5 separate regions of the Homo sapiens genome follow, and all the other regions are linked to region 1. A link is a contact called in ENCODE Hi-C data. All regions are on one chromosome and are shown on one strand. The core of a region is the stretch at or near the end of the contact, and the rest is flanking DNA. Distances in the headings are between cores, read along the strand shown. Region 1 holds the start of CPAP (centrosome assembly and centriole elongation protein). Region 2 holds the start of SLC46A3 (solute carrier family 46 member 3). Region 3 holds the start of FGF9 (fibroblast growth factor 9). Region 4 holds the start of SLC7A1 (solute carrier family 7 member 1). Region 5 holds the start of PAN3 (poly(A) specific ribonuclease subunit PAN3).

Region 1 (2,908 bases), core at 102-2,601:
CATCTTAAGTAGCTGTGTGATCTCGGAAGTCTCGGGCTTTAGCTTCCTCACCCACAGTGAAAATTAAAAAGAAAAATTGGGCCGGGCGCGGTGGCTCACGCCTGTAATTCCAGCACTTTGGGAGGCCGAGGCGGGCGGATCACGAGGTCAGAAGATCAAGACCATCCTGGCTAACACGGTGAAACCCCTTCTCTACTAAAAATAAAAATAAAAAAATTAGCCAGGCGTGGTGGCGGGCGCCTGTAATCCCAGCTACTCGGGAGGCTGAGGCAGGAGAATGGCGTGAACCCGGCAGGCAGAGCTTGCAGTGAGCGGAGATCGCGCCATTGTACTCCAGCCTGGGCAACAGAGCGAGACTCCATCTCAAAAAATAAAAATTAAAAAAAGAAAAGAAAAATTGAAAAAAGAAGCAAAACCGAAATCTTGATTTAGAGAAGTAGACTCTTTTTGAAGTAGAAAGCAAAACAAATTTTGGAGGACCAAATTTCTGTGAAATAGTTTTGTCTTTAGCAGTCGTTTGTTTCAGTTATAACGGTTATAAATGGCACTTCATTTGATTTCTTTAAACATTTTACTTGGCCTGCTGTTTAATCAGACATGGAAGCCAGGTATGTAGTACTGTGGTAACTCACGGTGCTGTAACTTCCTAGATTAAAGGGCCGTGGCAGTTAAAACGAAACAAAACAAAAAAATTTCTTGAATTCTGCACTGTCAGTATTCAAACTAGTTTCAGAATCTAATGGACACACTCTGCCAAACCACCGATTAGCCATTTGAGGAGAGATGAAAGATGCCTATTTTTGGAGTGAATTCTCATAGGGTTATTTTCGTCTTACGAAATGGTGTAGCGGACTGCCCTTTTTCTCCTTTACTAAGTCACCTCAGCCAAAGCGGAAAACAAAGAAAAAAACCAAACCAAACCAAAAAAACGACAAAATAGACCGTACGCAAATAGAAAAAAAAAAAACAAAACCCAAAACACCTCCTTTAAGCGTCGGTTGGGCTCTATGTTAGCTTTGACTCTCCGTGCTCCCTGCTTTGCTGGGAACACGGAGATCCATCGCTCCGTTAGGCGTTCCCTTTAGTTTTCTAAGTGTGGGAGCCTGGGGCGACGTCCACCACGGAAGGTCTCTCCCGGAAACGGTTTTCCGCCCCGCCACGCCGCCCGCCTACGTCGACCACTGGCCCGCTGCTGGTCGGAAGGCGGCGCGCAGTCCATCCCCCGCCGGGCAACGCCCGTCGCTGTGGCGTCACTGGGAGTTGTAGTTTCACTGGGCTCAGCGGTGCCTGCGCTTTAGCGCAGACGCGCGGGTGAGATCCTCACTTCCCACAGGACCTCGGGACGGGGGCGGGGCTCCGACAGAGGCGGCGATTGTGGCGGCCCATTTGTAAATGCTGCGGAGATTGAGGTGTCGGTTCGTGCTGCTGAGCTGCCCAGGCTTCACGGAGCGGTAATTTGTGGGCGAAAAGAGCGGAGGAGCTCTTTGTCCGCCGCCCTGCGCCGGAGATGGACGGCGGTGGGCGGGCAGGACTCTGCTCGGACCTCGGGGTTGGCTCGGCGGGGCGAGGAGGGAGCGGGGCGCCGGGACGCGCTCAGGCCCACGGGCGCGCTGAGGCCCACGGCAGTTCAGTGGCTTCGTTCATTCGCGCTGCTTTGTTCTTCGCAGAGCTGGGGAAGCCGGCCTCTCTGGGGTGTCTGTCTCTCTGACCTGGCTGTGGCGGAACTTGAGTTCCTGTGGGCAGCGCGGCAGCCGCAGTCCGCTGGAGCAGGGTGGTGAAGTAGCGTTGCTGGCTGTCCTAAGGGCCGGTCTTGCCCCAGCTTTGTCAAGGGCTTCTCTCTTGAAGCTTCGTGTGGATTCATGGCTTTCAAGAACGTGTTGTATTTTAGGGGACTGCTAAATCACTTCCCAGACCAACTAGTTACTTCTCACGGTCTAAGAGTGGCTTTGAATTTGCTGTTTGTATCCACTCTCCTCCCTCACCGTGCAGAGAATTTATCTTTTTTTCAATACTGCTTTAAAGAATGTTTACATAGCACTTTCTGGAGATTTCAAGGCTGTCAGTTTGTTACATTTTTTAAAAGTTTTATTGAGGTATAATTGCTATACAATAAAAATGGCACATGTTTAAATGCATTCCATTTGATGAGTTTGACATACACGTGCACCCGTGTCCTTCAGATTTTGATATCTGTAAAGTCTGAGTCCACATACTAATCCTATCTCGGCATATATATTATCAATGCTCCCTTTACCAAGACCTCAGTATCAATAATAAGTAGCAGGTTCTGGTGACGCTTTTTTTATACTTCATGCTGACATTAAATATATTTTTAGAATCGCGGTCATGAAATTGAAGGTATAGAAGGTGTGTTTGGTGGGGAGTTGGAGGAGGAGATGCAAAAGTCTGGCTGCTGCATCCCAAGACTGCTTGCACTTGTCAGTCTAGTAGGGAATTTTTCTAGTTTTCCATATTATGAAATGACCTTGTAGTTTGTCTCCCTTCTGAATTTGGATTTCGAAAGATTTTCTGCTAAGGTCATTGAAATTAAGCAAAGTTACGTGGTTGATTTTGAAAAAAAAAAAGTCATTACTTTTTTAGATTGGTTTCCTACTGAAAAACAATTTGCTTAGAAAAAGTTTTTACAAATTATTCAGGAATAACAGATATCCAGTAAAGTGCGCTAATCTTAAGTGTACAGCCTAAGTGTATCCACCCCCTGTATTAACCTTCCCAGTTGTTGAAGTCAAAAATTTGGAGATGAATCTCTTAAGTTTAACGTTTTATTTGGGAAGAAAGAATGGCGGTTCCAGGCGTACAGACCAGGTGGTCTTCAGTATGTCCAAAGAACAAAGAGAAAGCTGGAGGTTTTATAAAAAAGAGAATTGTTATATCTGTCGCTCTTCGA
Region 2 (2,700 bases), core at 130-2,629, 3.8 Mb before region 1:
TATTATGTCTTCCTTGCAAACTGTATCTTACTCATGTTTGTTTATCTTCTTTCCAATATCCATGCTCCATTGTTTGAAACTCATAACAAGTGCTTCATAAATGCTGATTTGAAGAAGCTGGGAAGTAAGATTAAGTGGCAAGTCCAAGGTTACCAGCTACTAAGTATCAGTTAGGACTCAAACCTAAGACGTTTAACTCTGCATTCAGTGACACAACTGTCATTTAAGGAGTGCTGAGGAAGAGAAAGCAGCTCTGACATCCAGGTGCTGGAACTATCAGCTGGGCCTTGGTGTTGCTAAGAACTTTTCTGGACCATGGTGTTCTGTCGAATGAAAACAATTTCACGGAACACCAAAGTCAGACAAGAGCATTCTGTAACCATGATCAAGACAAAAACAAGACCACGTCATAATTTTGTCTGAACACGGACAAAATTTAGGCACTGTCTAAACCACAAAAATGACAAATATGTGTGACTGTTGCTTCTTTATCATTCATGGCTTTAGCCTCTGTCTAGTCTTGACTCCTAAATAAGACTTATTAAGATACCCAATCATAGAATTACTGCCATTTCCTGACAGCAACCAATCCAGAGTAAGGCCTTGCTTTCTTGAACTCTTCCCAAAATCACATAACGCAAGCCCATAGTAAATTCTAACACCTTCTTACTGAGATGCCCCCACGGTTCCTCATGCATGCATTTCTCCTGGCTTCAAGAAGTAGTAGCTCAATTCTTTTACTACAAGTTGTTCCTGGTGGGTGTGTTGGAGAGCACTGACAACTCCTCCTATGTCCAGGGGCTGTGTTGTGTATACATGCTGAGTGTTTAATTAGACAACCCTGTAAGACTTATCATCCCCACGTGGCAGATAAAGACATGGAGGTTCATGAAAATTTAACGATTTGCCCAAGTCCCCCCTCCCCTCCCCAGGAAAAGCCAGCGACCACATTCCAACCCTCCGCTAACTCTGCATTGAGCACTCTCTTTCCTATGCCCTCCACCTGCGCCCATTCCCCTCTTCTGCGGGCCGACCGGGATCCTGCTGGGGGCTACAGCCCAAACATGTTACTTTTCCAACTGTTGTTTTATGTGTTTCTATGAGAAAGGATATTCGGATTCAGAAATGCTTTGCAACTCCAGAGCTGTTGAGCCTGCGGCGCGGCCCACCACTCAACAGCGGTGCTGAGTGGCTGCTCGGTCGCGCGGGATCCACTCCGGGCCTCCGAGGGTGGGTGCACGATCCACTAGCCACTCTCCAGGGGAGAGTGACGTCCGGGTGGACCAATCGCCGCTGGGGCACCGACCGCTGGGCCCAATCGCAGGAGAGCCGGGTAGAACAGTGACAGCGCCGCGGCAGCCGACCCCGCCTCCTCGGCGGACAGCGATGCTCAGCTGGCTGCGGCCGAGTCATCGCCTAGCGCTGGCAGGGCCGCTGACCGACCGACGGAGGCGCCGATTGGCCGATTGTCCACTGCGCAGAAGGAGCAGCTGCTCCGCGCCCCGCCGCGCCGCGCTGAGGCCGAGGTCCGCAGGGCCGCGGGGAAGCCGAGGGCTGCCGGAGAACCCTGCAGGTGTCACTCGGGACGCGGAAGTGCGCTTGCCGAGGTTTGCTTTACAATACGCTTGAGACTCCCCGACAAGCGTAATTTGGTCGAGTTCGACGGGAAAGTACTCTCCCCACCCCAGCGCCGGCCGCGTAGTCCGAGGTTACTGTCCCCGGCGCGTCCTCTGTTGCCCCAGTCCAGAGGCTGCCCTTGAACCCGGGCGCGCACGAGCGCAGGGCATCCGAGGCGACAGCCCCTGGCACGGCCCGACCTGTACCCAGCCTGGCAGGAAGACTGTAATCGTGGGGTGAGTTAAAAATAAGGCCCTTTCGATTGGGAGCTGCTTTTTAAAACGCCCCCTCCCTGTCCGTTTTTAATACGCAGCAAAATAACAATAACAATTGTGCAACTGTCGCTTCCCAAAAGGAACCTCATTGTTGAACTTACGAAAAATCAGTTGGCAATATACAGTGTGGGAACTGTACTGTGATCATTGGCTAACCAAGATGGGTGACAGTTTATGATTTCAAAGACTCAAAGGCGGCTTGAGTCCTACAATGTCCTACTCATAAAAATGGAAAGCATGGCAGCCTCAGGTTGTTACAGAGTACTCTACTCCAAAGTAAAAGTTATTCTCTGAGAAAGTGCTTACTGCCTTTTCTGTTCTCTAGTTTGCTTGTTTAAACATTTACTCCACAAAATTGCTCAAACTTACCCATCTTTGAATATCTAGCCTCTGGGATGAGACAGATGATCTTTCTCCGTTTTCACTTTTTATAGAATACAGCTACCTACCCAGGCAATATGAAGATTTTATTTGTAGAACCTGCCATTTTCCTTAGTGCATTTGCTATGACTTTGACCGGTCCACTGACAACGCAATATGTTTATCGGAGAATATGGGAAGAAACTGGCAACTACACTTTTTCATCTGATAGCAATATTTCTGAGTGTGAAAAAAACAAAAGCAGCCCAATTTTTGCATTCCAGGAGGTAAGAAATTACAATATCCATAGTATTTAATAAAATGGGAATGTATACCGGGCTTTGAGTTAAAGAGGACCGTGAACTCATCATCCATTGGTCTCTCTAGGGCGGCCATCAAAGTCCTAAATCCCAAACCTAATGGCCTTTACTGGGAACTCACCTCATTT
Region 3 (2,964 bases), core at 209-2,708, 3.3 Mb after region 1:
ACTCGTGCAATCAGTCCATTCAAAAGAAACTTCCTAAACCCGTGTATCTGATGCAAAAGAACTGGAAACTTGTATTATATTTATAAATTATGCCCCCCTTTAAATTAAAAGTAGGGGGCCTTTCAGTGTATACTTGCATCAGTGCCAGCAGCAGATCTGCAATTCCGGAGGCATTTTTTTTTCGGAGCTGGCAAGACAGAGAGAGAGAGAGACAGAGATACAGAGAAAGAGGGGAGGAGGGGAGAACCCTTCCCACGTCCCCCACCCGGCCACCACCTTCTTGGTAGTTATAATTTCAACATGTCATCTCATGGACACTAAAGGGTTAATGGTATACCTACCAAATCGGCTGTGGTCTTTCCTGGTTCCCTGGATAGTACCATTGGGGAAGATTTCTAAGTGAAATCCAGTCCTGCAGTATAGCTGCCTCCGCCTGAGAATCCCCTTTAAATGATCCAAGTCCGTGACTGCGGGTCCCCTGGGGAGCCCCCCTGCTTCGGACTGACCCAGGTGGTCACTTAACAAAACCGGGCTGTCCACCGGCAACACGGGCACATTCCCAAACGGTACCGCATCCTGCACACCGAAATAGTTCCCAACTTCACCTAAGGGAGCCATCAGAGGACTCGGCTTTTGGAGCACAAGAATAAACAATAATGATGGTGTCAACCCAGGAGATATTAGGCGAGGTATATCCAACTCCCCTCCCTTACTGCAGTTGCAGAGAGAGAGAGAAAAAAAAGGTTCTTTTCTTCAATCCATTAAATGCATAAATAAAAGTAATCTGCTGTTTCACTGGCACAGGTTCAAGGTCAAACCACTGATAGTCTAAGAAACCACCACTTTATACTCACACACTGACATATTGATAAACATATCTATGTATCTCTATAGATAGATCCCCAGCTCTTAGCAGGCAGGAAGGTCTTCATCCCATCCGACCGTAATAAGGAAAAAAAATCCGTAGTTTCTCCATTTGGTTTGAGATCAGAATGACCATAGCAACTTAAATGCCTAGGCGTTATTATAGGGATTTTTAAGATGCACGGGCTACGTCAGAATTTACGGATCCTGACTCCAGGAAGGCATGCGCTGTTTTTACTCTCTAACCGACTCTGCAGACATCAGCATGAATCCTTCAAGGGGAAAAAAAAATCTCACGTTGGTGGCGGCGACAAATCTCCCCTCCCGGTCCCCCCTCCAAAAAATGATAATAATAATAAAACAAAAAGAAGAAGAAACTTTAGGCGTCCAAAGCTAGTATCCAGGATTCTCCAGAGGCTCGGCAGATGTCCATTGGCTTAGAACGGGTGGCGAGCGGCGAGCGAGGAGAGCCGCGTCCGGGAGCTCGCGTGCCGCCCAGGCTGCCGCGAACAGGTGTTGCCGCGCCGGCTCGCGGAGCGTTGTAGCCGGGCGGAGCGCTCCTCCTGCGCAGCCCCCGCCGGCGCGCAGAGTGGCGCAGGCAGCGGCATTGGGCTGGGTTTAAGGTAGCGCCGCCGCAGCCCGGGCTCCCCGCGGTCCTAGCGCCCGGCTTACTGCCCGCGCCGCTCTGCGGCAGGCGAGGTGCGGCGCGCCAGAGCGCAGGACTTCCTGGGAGGCAGTCGAGGAGCCCTGGCTTTACAAAGAAAAGCAAATGAAAGATGCACTGCGAGAGGCGGGAGGAAGAAACCCTGAGTCTCCCGAGACTCAAAGTTCTCCTGCAGAATAGAAGCCGGTAACCTACAATCTAGCTGGCTGGCTACATTGATGGAGGGTCAGAGTGAAACTGGGAAACTAGTTTTCACTGGGGCTCTGTAACCTTGCGTTGTATTATAGAATATGACTGAGTTGAGAGAGTCGGAGGGAAGGGGAGTTGATTTAATGGACTCGGATGGCCATGGCAGTTTCTCTTCCATTCTTCGGCCACACACACAGAAGCGCAAACTATGTTTCAGGTAAGATCAACTCCTCTCCCCCGTCACACACACACACACACACACACACGCAGATGCGGCCACCGTTTCTGTTTTGTTTGGAGCGTTCTGCTGGGCATCTTTGGGTTGGGGCTATGTTTAGGTCCCGCCCCGCTGCTCGGGTCCCGGCGGCCGCAAAGCAGTCGGCAGGGGGGCGCCAGAGAACCTTCTCTGTCCCCGACTTCGACTCGGGCGCGCGTCTTCGGGAGTCTGGGTGGAGGGGAGCGCTCCAGTAGGCGTCTTCTCGCCCTCAAACCACGCTGCTTAGGACGAGCGGCGCCATCCCAAGCCGTGCATCGGCTCGGGGAAGCGAAAGGCGAGTTCTGGTGTCTCACTCCACCGTCCGAAGCCCGCCGCGGAGCTGGGAGGGCCGGGCACTGGATGCTTGCGGGGCGCCCCGGGGCTGCAGCCGCTCCTTCCTGCTCTGCCCTGCGGGGCCGCACGTGGAAGCCTGAGCTCCGTTGCGCGGGCTCGGGTTTCTGTTAGCCGCCGGCGGCCTTCGCGCCCAGCGGGAGTCAGGGACAAAGAAACCCGCCTCCGGGGGCCGCCAGGGGCCCTGCCGGGCCGGGCCCGCCAGAGAGACTGGAGGCGGCGCGCTCTGCGCCCGGGACAGCCTGCCTGCGCCCGGATCCCCAGTGGCGGCGGGCGCGGAGCGCGGCGCCCCCCAACACACACACACACACACACACACACACACACACACACACACTCGCCCACAGCCCTCCCGCGGGGCCCCCCTTCCCTCCCCCTGCTCCTCTTTGTTCACATTGTCTTAGAAACGGCCCGACTCTCGGGTCAAGATGGTGAAAGTTGCCGAGACTTGAGCGCAGCTCCACACTGCGGGGCGTGCAACTGAGAAGCAAAGTCGAAAGCAGAGACTGAACCCCTGCGGTGGGGAAGCGAATCAAAACCTGGTTATGGGGGAGAAGTCGGATCCGCCTTAGTAGTCAGCTAAAGGCTGGAGATGCATAACTGGGGCTGGCCCTACTCCGGACGGGAGGGCTTCGCCTGA
Region 4 (2,700 bases), core at 128-2,627, 4.7 Mb before region 1:
ATGCAACATATCAAAAACCCGTGTCTATATGTAGAAAAAATATTAACTAGGCGTGATGACACAAGCCTGTAGTTCCATCTGCTTGGGAGGCTGAGGCAGGAGGATGGCTTGAGCCTGGGAATTTGAAGTTCCAGTGAGCTATGATTGTACCGCTGCATTCCAGCCTGGGTGACAGAGTGAGACCCCTGTCTCTAAAAAACAAACAAATGACAACAGCAACAACAACAGAACACTTTTTCTGAAGCTAGCACCATGCAGTTATGTACTTTATAAATTGCTAGTCTAATTCCAAGGGAATAGTTCAGCAGCTGATATTTGAGAAGGACCTGTAGAAAGGATTCAAAGACCACGGACACCGTCCACTGTTTTTCTGTTTTCCTATAAGATAGAAGAAGGATGGCATTATTAATTTATGCCCTGTTTACCTATCCCAAGTCCCAGATCACTGGATCTTTAAAGATTATGATTCTCGCTTGGCTTTTGGTACAAAAGGAGACAAGGAGGGAGCTTAAAAGGTGAGCACGGTGTGATTCAGGACTGAAGCTTCTGCCACTTCCTGGGGGGTAACTGCAAAAGTGAGCCGTTCTGACTAGCCGTTTGTGCATTTGCCACTGCCAAGGGGGCACAGGTAGATTCAAGCTTTGGGGCTCTTCTGACAACTGGCAAGGATAAGGTATTAGCAAGGGCAAAGGAATAGTAATAAAATAATCCAATAACAAAGACATGAAGATTTATAATAATTTTTAGGCCGGTGCAGTGTTTCAGGACTGTAATCCTAGGGCGCTTTGGGAGGCCCAGGCGGGAGGATCGCTTGAGGCCAGGATTTCGAGGTTAAGGTGAACTGCGCTCCAGCCTGGGCAATAGAGTAACACCCTGTCTCTAAAATGAAAAGAAAACAGTTTAAACCTTTTAAGTGCATACCAAATCTTTTATTTTGGAGAAGGAAAACTGGTCTCGAGTTCCGTGTGAGCTCCCTGGGGCCCGCCGGGAGGGGGTTGGCACGGCCGGACCTGCAGCACTAGTTCTGGCCAGGGCGCTGTGGGATCTGCAGGGGACCACAGGATGCTGTGGCGCGGTGCGCTCAGATTGGCGGAGAAACGGCCACACGCCTACGGAGCTACTGAGAAGGCGAGCGGAGGCGCAGCCCGCCCGCCCGCCGCGGGAACCCCAGGTTGGGGCGCTGGGCGCGCGAAGACTCAGCCGCCCCGCCCACCAAGGGCGCGTCGGTCCCCGGCCGCAGCCTCTGGGCTGGCAGCCGCCGCCGCGCCGCGCTCCCATTGGTGCCCGGCGGTGACGCGGCCGAGCGGGCCGGGGCTGCCTGGTCCGGGGGCGGGCGTGGGGCGCGGGGCGCGGAGCGCGAGGGGCGGGGGCCGGGCGCACTGCTGATGAAACCTGGCGCCGGAACCCGCCAGCCCTCGGCGCCCATTCAGTCCGCGCAGGCAGGTGTGAGCAGCGGGTCAACTACCTGGCAGGCGCGCACGCGGCCGCGGGCTCCCGCTAACCGCAGCCTCCACTCCTCTCCCCGCGCGCCGCGCCCCCGCCCCGCCCCGCCCCGCCCGGTCTCGCCGGCCGAGCGTCCGTTGGTCCTTGAGCGCGTCCGACAGTCTGTCTGTTCGCGATCCTGCCGGAGCCCCGCCGCCGCCGGCTTGGTGAGTGCCCGGCCCCGCCAACGCAGGGGGCAGCTCCTTGGGCCCGGGTCATCACGGAGGGGGCCCTGGCGCCGCGTGGGGCCGCGGCAGGGCGGCGCGGGAGTGGCGAGGGCCCCCGCGCCGGGAACGCTGCCATCCTCTGGGAAGGGCCAGGACCAGGGCCGGGCGGGCCCCGGAGTGGGCGAGCGGGGCTGGTGCCCATGCGACTGTCGCCTCCACGGAGTCCATTTTGGCTCCCTGAAACCGCGGCGTGGTGCATGATGCAACACCGAGTGAGTAAGCGTGGGCGATCTGGCGATGCCCGCTCCGCGCGCCTGTCCGGGGACCCGCGCGCCGCTACGCACGGGGTGGTCGGGGTGCGTAGGCGGGCGGCGGGCACGGGGGCCAGACTGGGAGGCACACGGAGCCCGCCGGCGGCGAGGAGACCTTCCCTTACATGGCGCGGTGCAGAGCACCCCGCCCCGCCACGAGGTCCGGGGATGTGTCATCAGCCGTGGGTGGGGACTCTGCCCGGCCGCCCGGAGGGTGGTCCCGCGGCAGGTGGCCGGCCCAGGGACTCTGCTGCCATCCCCGCCCGGTGGCCGCCCTGACCTAGGGCGCCTGGCTCTCCGCTTGTCCCTAGAACCCGGGACGCGCCGCCTGCACCTCTCGTCTGGGTCCCCAAGATTGCTTTGAGGAAGTCTCCCCTAGGTGGGCTTCCTTGTGACCCAGTGTGGCCTGGAAAGGCCGGGTTCCTCAAGCCCTCCACATGGTTTGGAATGAGAGGAAGTTCTTCCGCCTTTAGCAAGACACCGTATTCTCAGGGTGTTCCTTTCTGCGTAGTAGAAAACTTCCCAGGCATGGGCAGGTCAGAGTCATTCTAAAACCTGCGCGTACACAGAGCGGCAGCTGCACTGTAGTACTACAACAGCCTGCTGGTTCAGCTCCTGACCCTTTCCAGGGGATGGGGGAACCAGACAGCAGTTGTGTTTGACTTGTGTGACTAGGATAGTCAGACATGTGCCTTCAGGAAAAAAATAAATAAATAACCTACATTTCCCAATACTCACGT
Region 5 (2,700 bases), core at 60-2,559, 3.2 Mb before region 1:
ATTCAAGACACAATGCTGAGTTTGCTTGATACAAAGCTATAGAAGACAGGATCCCAGCTGACACCAGCAAACTTATTCTAGCTTTCAGGGAAACTCAGATGAAATGCGTCTTTGTGAAATCCCTACTCTAAACTCTCGATTAAACCTGAGCACACTTTGAACGCGACAGTCCGCTCCCTCCTAATCCTTAGAAAGCATTTCCTGCCTGCAAAACCTTTCTCCCGCAAGCCTTCTACAAACTTTTTCCGTTCTTTCAACCTACTCCACGAAGCCTTAAGCCCGCCCCTCACCTCCCGCCCCCTACACACACACACACACACACACACACACACACACACAAACACACCCCTCCCCACTAGGGAACCTCAACACTCTGCAGACGCCACTCCACAAGGACACGCAAAACACATGTGCCTGCAAACCCAGCCCCTTTCCACACCCCCCGGAAACGACACCCCCTTTCTCACACTCCGCACGCCACAGCCCATCCCCCTTCCTCCCCGCCCCCCCTTCACATCACCCCAGTCCTCCCACCCACGTTCCCGGGAACCCAACCTCCCCGCGCTCTCCGACTTGCCGAAGGCAGTGGGGAGGGGAAGCAGGAAGAAGGAAGGAGGGCTCAGGCCCGGCCTAGGCCTCTCAGACCGCCTTGGGAGGTGAGGGGGGGAGCCCGCGGGCCGTGCTCAGCTCCCGTCGGCAGCAGGGCCTCATCCGGCCCAGGCCTGCCCTCCGCCGCCGCGGCCCGCCCCGCCCGAAAAACACTCACTTGCCAGCCGCGGTCCATCGAGTCCCCCGCTACTGCCTCCTCCGCCGGCTGCGGCTCCGGTCCCCGGGTCCCCCAGGTCCGGCTTCTTGGGCCCGGGGGGCGGCCCAGCTCCCCCGCCCGCGACGGCTCCCGGCGGAAAGCCGGCCACGGGTGCACCAGCCAGAGCCAGGGGGACGCTGTTGCTATGGAGGCCGAGGCCCGGGGCAGCCCCGGCGGCAGGGTCCTCATGCAGGAACTGACACTCCTCCCCGTAGAAGCAAGTCTTATCCTTAGCGTAGTAGCGGCAGTACTTCAGCTTCACTCCTACCGCCGCCCCGCCGGGGACACCCCCGACCCCCGGCGGGGCCACCACCGCCACCGCCGCCGCCAGCGAGGAGGAGGAAGGGGAGGCGGCGGCCGAGGGGGGCGGGAGGCCGCCGCCACTGTTCATGGCAACGCCGCAGCCTCGTCTTCCGCCGCCGCCCGAGGAGCCGCCGCCGCCACCACCATAGACGGGGGAGGAAAGGAAGACGCTGCCGGTGCCGGATAAAAGCCTGGGCGGGTGGGTCTGTCCCGCTGCGGGAGCCGGAGCCGCCCGGGGAGAAGGGGGAGGGGAGAGGGGAGGGAGGAGGGGGTAGAAGGAGGGAGGGTAGGGGGAGAGTTGGGATTCTCTCACTCACTCTCTCGTTCTCTTTTCTTAAAGGGGCCGCGCGGGACGACGGGGTGAGCGCGCGGGCCCAGACGGGGACTTCGAGGGCGCGGGCAGGGGAAGAGGGAGCGGCAGCGGCAAGCGGGTGGGGAAGGCGGAGGGGCCGGTTTATTTTTAAATTCTGCCTCCACTCGCTCTCTCGCGCTCTGGTTCCTCCGAGTTGTTTATTCCATTTTCCTCTTCCTGAGACGGCCGTCGCCGCTGCGCGTGCGCGCTGAGACGCGAGGGCTTATGGGTAGCGGGAGCGCTAGGGGAAGCCTGGCCGGCGTCGGGCCCCCGGGGGCATCCGCGAGCTATCGGCGGTTGGACCGGCGGCTCTCGGTGGGGTTCCGGACGCGGATCTGGCGCCGAATTCTCACGAGACCTGATACCTTCCTTATTTGTATATTCTCTTACTTAAAAAGCCAGATGTCTTTTTTTTTTTTTTCATTGAAAAGAGAAAATTGACAAGGTAAACGGTCGTTTGGAGGGGCCACCTGGGGACGCGGCCCGAGCCCTGGCTCTACCTGAAGAATATCTTCTATTTGCCACACTTCCTCTCCCCGTTTCCTTTCTTCGCCCCTCTCCTCTTTCCCCTTCCCCTCGAAGGTAATGAGAACTACTGGACCGATTACGCTAACCTCTTGGCCCTTTGTCAAAAAATGGAGCCAAAAAGGTTGATTTAGACAGACCCCCTGCTCAGTGCAGCACCTGTTATTCTCTGTATTTATATTACCAAGGGCCTTCGGTAAATTATGAAAAATAGGATGCCACCTGGGACAACACTGCTTAGACAGCACTGGAAGACCTTTATAAATATACTAGGTTGCTTTTCTCCAATCAGCCTAGCCTTGATTTGAAATTCATTTTTATTTTTTTTGAGACGGTGAAATTCATTTTTAAAAGATAGTTTTAACCTCAGCGATCTCTGATGTTTGCGCTAATACCCTTTTAAAGGCTTTCAGAAATTTTAAAGAATTGCTATGAAAGGAAAAGTAACATTCTAGTTTTTCTCTGTAAAAGAGGTTCACAAACGGCAGATCGCTGTTATGAAAAGGAGGGGTGGAAGTATTTAAGGAATTGTGGCAAACAAAGTCACAGAAGAATGGATATAAGCAAAAGTAGCACACTGAAAAAAATGGGGAAAAGTGGAGTCTAGATCACAAACTGGTAAGCTTGGTGATGTTCTCTAGCCAAATTCGAAGGTAATAACATTGTATTATGGCTTTCTGTTTAAAAGCAGTTTCGCTTATTTGATTATTCAACA

What was found. Hi-C counts contacts between places; a loop is a spot of excess contacts on that map. Pooled maps may share reads with other maps.
Region 2: a map of naive thymus-derived CD4-positive, alpha-beta T cell shows a loop between it and region 1 (22-fold over the local background). The contact joins the promoter of SLC46A3 here to the promoter of CPAP in region 1. A Hi-C loop is called at or near these places in 1 of 168 maps with a recorded cell type or tissue (naive thymus-derived CD4-positive, alpha-beta T cell) and 11 of 50 pooled maps.
Region 3: a loop to region 1 is called in a map of CD8-positive, alpha-beta T cell, with 9 times the contacts of the local background. The contact joins the promoter of FGF9 here to the promoter of CPAP in region 1. A Hi-C loop is called at or near these places in 2 of 168 maps with a recorded cell type or tissue (CD4-positive, alpha-beta memory T cell and CD8-positive, alpha-beta T cell) and 9 of 50 pooled maps.
Region 4: a loop to region 1 is called in a map of CD4-positive, alpha-beta T cell, with 7 times the contacts of the local background. The contact joins the promoter of SLC7A1 here to the promoter of CPAP in region 1. A Hi-C loop is called at or near these places in 2 of 168 maps with a recorded cell type or tissue (CD4-positive, alpha-beta T cell and CD8-positive, alpha-beta T cell) and 6 of 50 pooled maps.
Region 5: a map of naive thymus-derived CD4-positive, alpha-beta T cell shows a loop between it and region 1 (7-fold over the local background). The contact joins the promoter of PAN3 here to the promoter of CPAP in region 1. A Hi-C loop is called at or near these places in 1 of 168 maps with a recorded cell type or tissue (naive thymus-derived CD4-positive, alpha-beta T cell), 2 of 37 single-sample maps with no recorded cell type and 10 of 50 pooled maps.

The regions. Positions count from the first base shown.
Region 1 is chr13:24,921,304-24,924,211 of GRCh38, reverse strand. It overlaps CPAP (centrosome assembly and centriole elongation protein), which reads left to right and starts at 1,351. Exons shown (of 17, transcript NM_018451.5): 1 at 1,351-1,451. RefSeq lists enhancers at 404-1,305, 1,306-2,207.
Region 2 is chr13:28,717,649-28,720,348 of GRCh38, reverse strand. It overlaps SLC46A3 (solute carrier family 46 member 3), which reads left to right and starts at 1,379. Exons shown (of 6, transcript NM_181785.4): 1 at 1,379-1,853; 2 at 2,327-2,539. The coding sequence starts at 2,351.
Region 3 is chr13:21,669,567-21,672,530 of GRCh38, reverse strand. FGF9 (fibroblast growth factor 9) reads right to left here and starts at 1,458. Exons shown (of 3, transcript NM_002010.3): 1 at 342-1,458. The coding sequence starts at 618. RefSeq lists silencers at 1,471-1,530, 1,551-1,600, 2,381-2,640.
Region 4 is chr13:29,594,365-29,597,064 of GRCh38, reverse strand. It overlaps SLC7A1 (solute carrier family 7 member 1), which reads left to right and starts at 1,377. Exons shown (of 13, transcript NM_003045.5): 1 at 1,377-1,649. RefSeq lists silencers at 1,011-2,250, 2,419-2,700 and an enhancer at 2,361-2,490.
Region 5 is chr13:28,137,154-28,139,853 of GRCh38, reverse strand. It overlaps PAN3 (poly(A) specific ribonuclease subunit PAN3), which reads right to left and starts at 1,309. Exons shown (of 19, transcript NM_175854.8): 1 at 767-1,309. The coding sequence starts at 1,196. It overlaps PAN3-AS1 (PAN3 antisense RNA 1), which reads left to right and starts at 680. Exons shown (of 2, transcript NR_029383.1): 1 at 680-1,307; 2 at 1,449-2,700. RefSeq lists an enhancer at 268-562 and silencers at 645-1,044, 1,085-1,164, 1,355-1,464.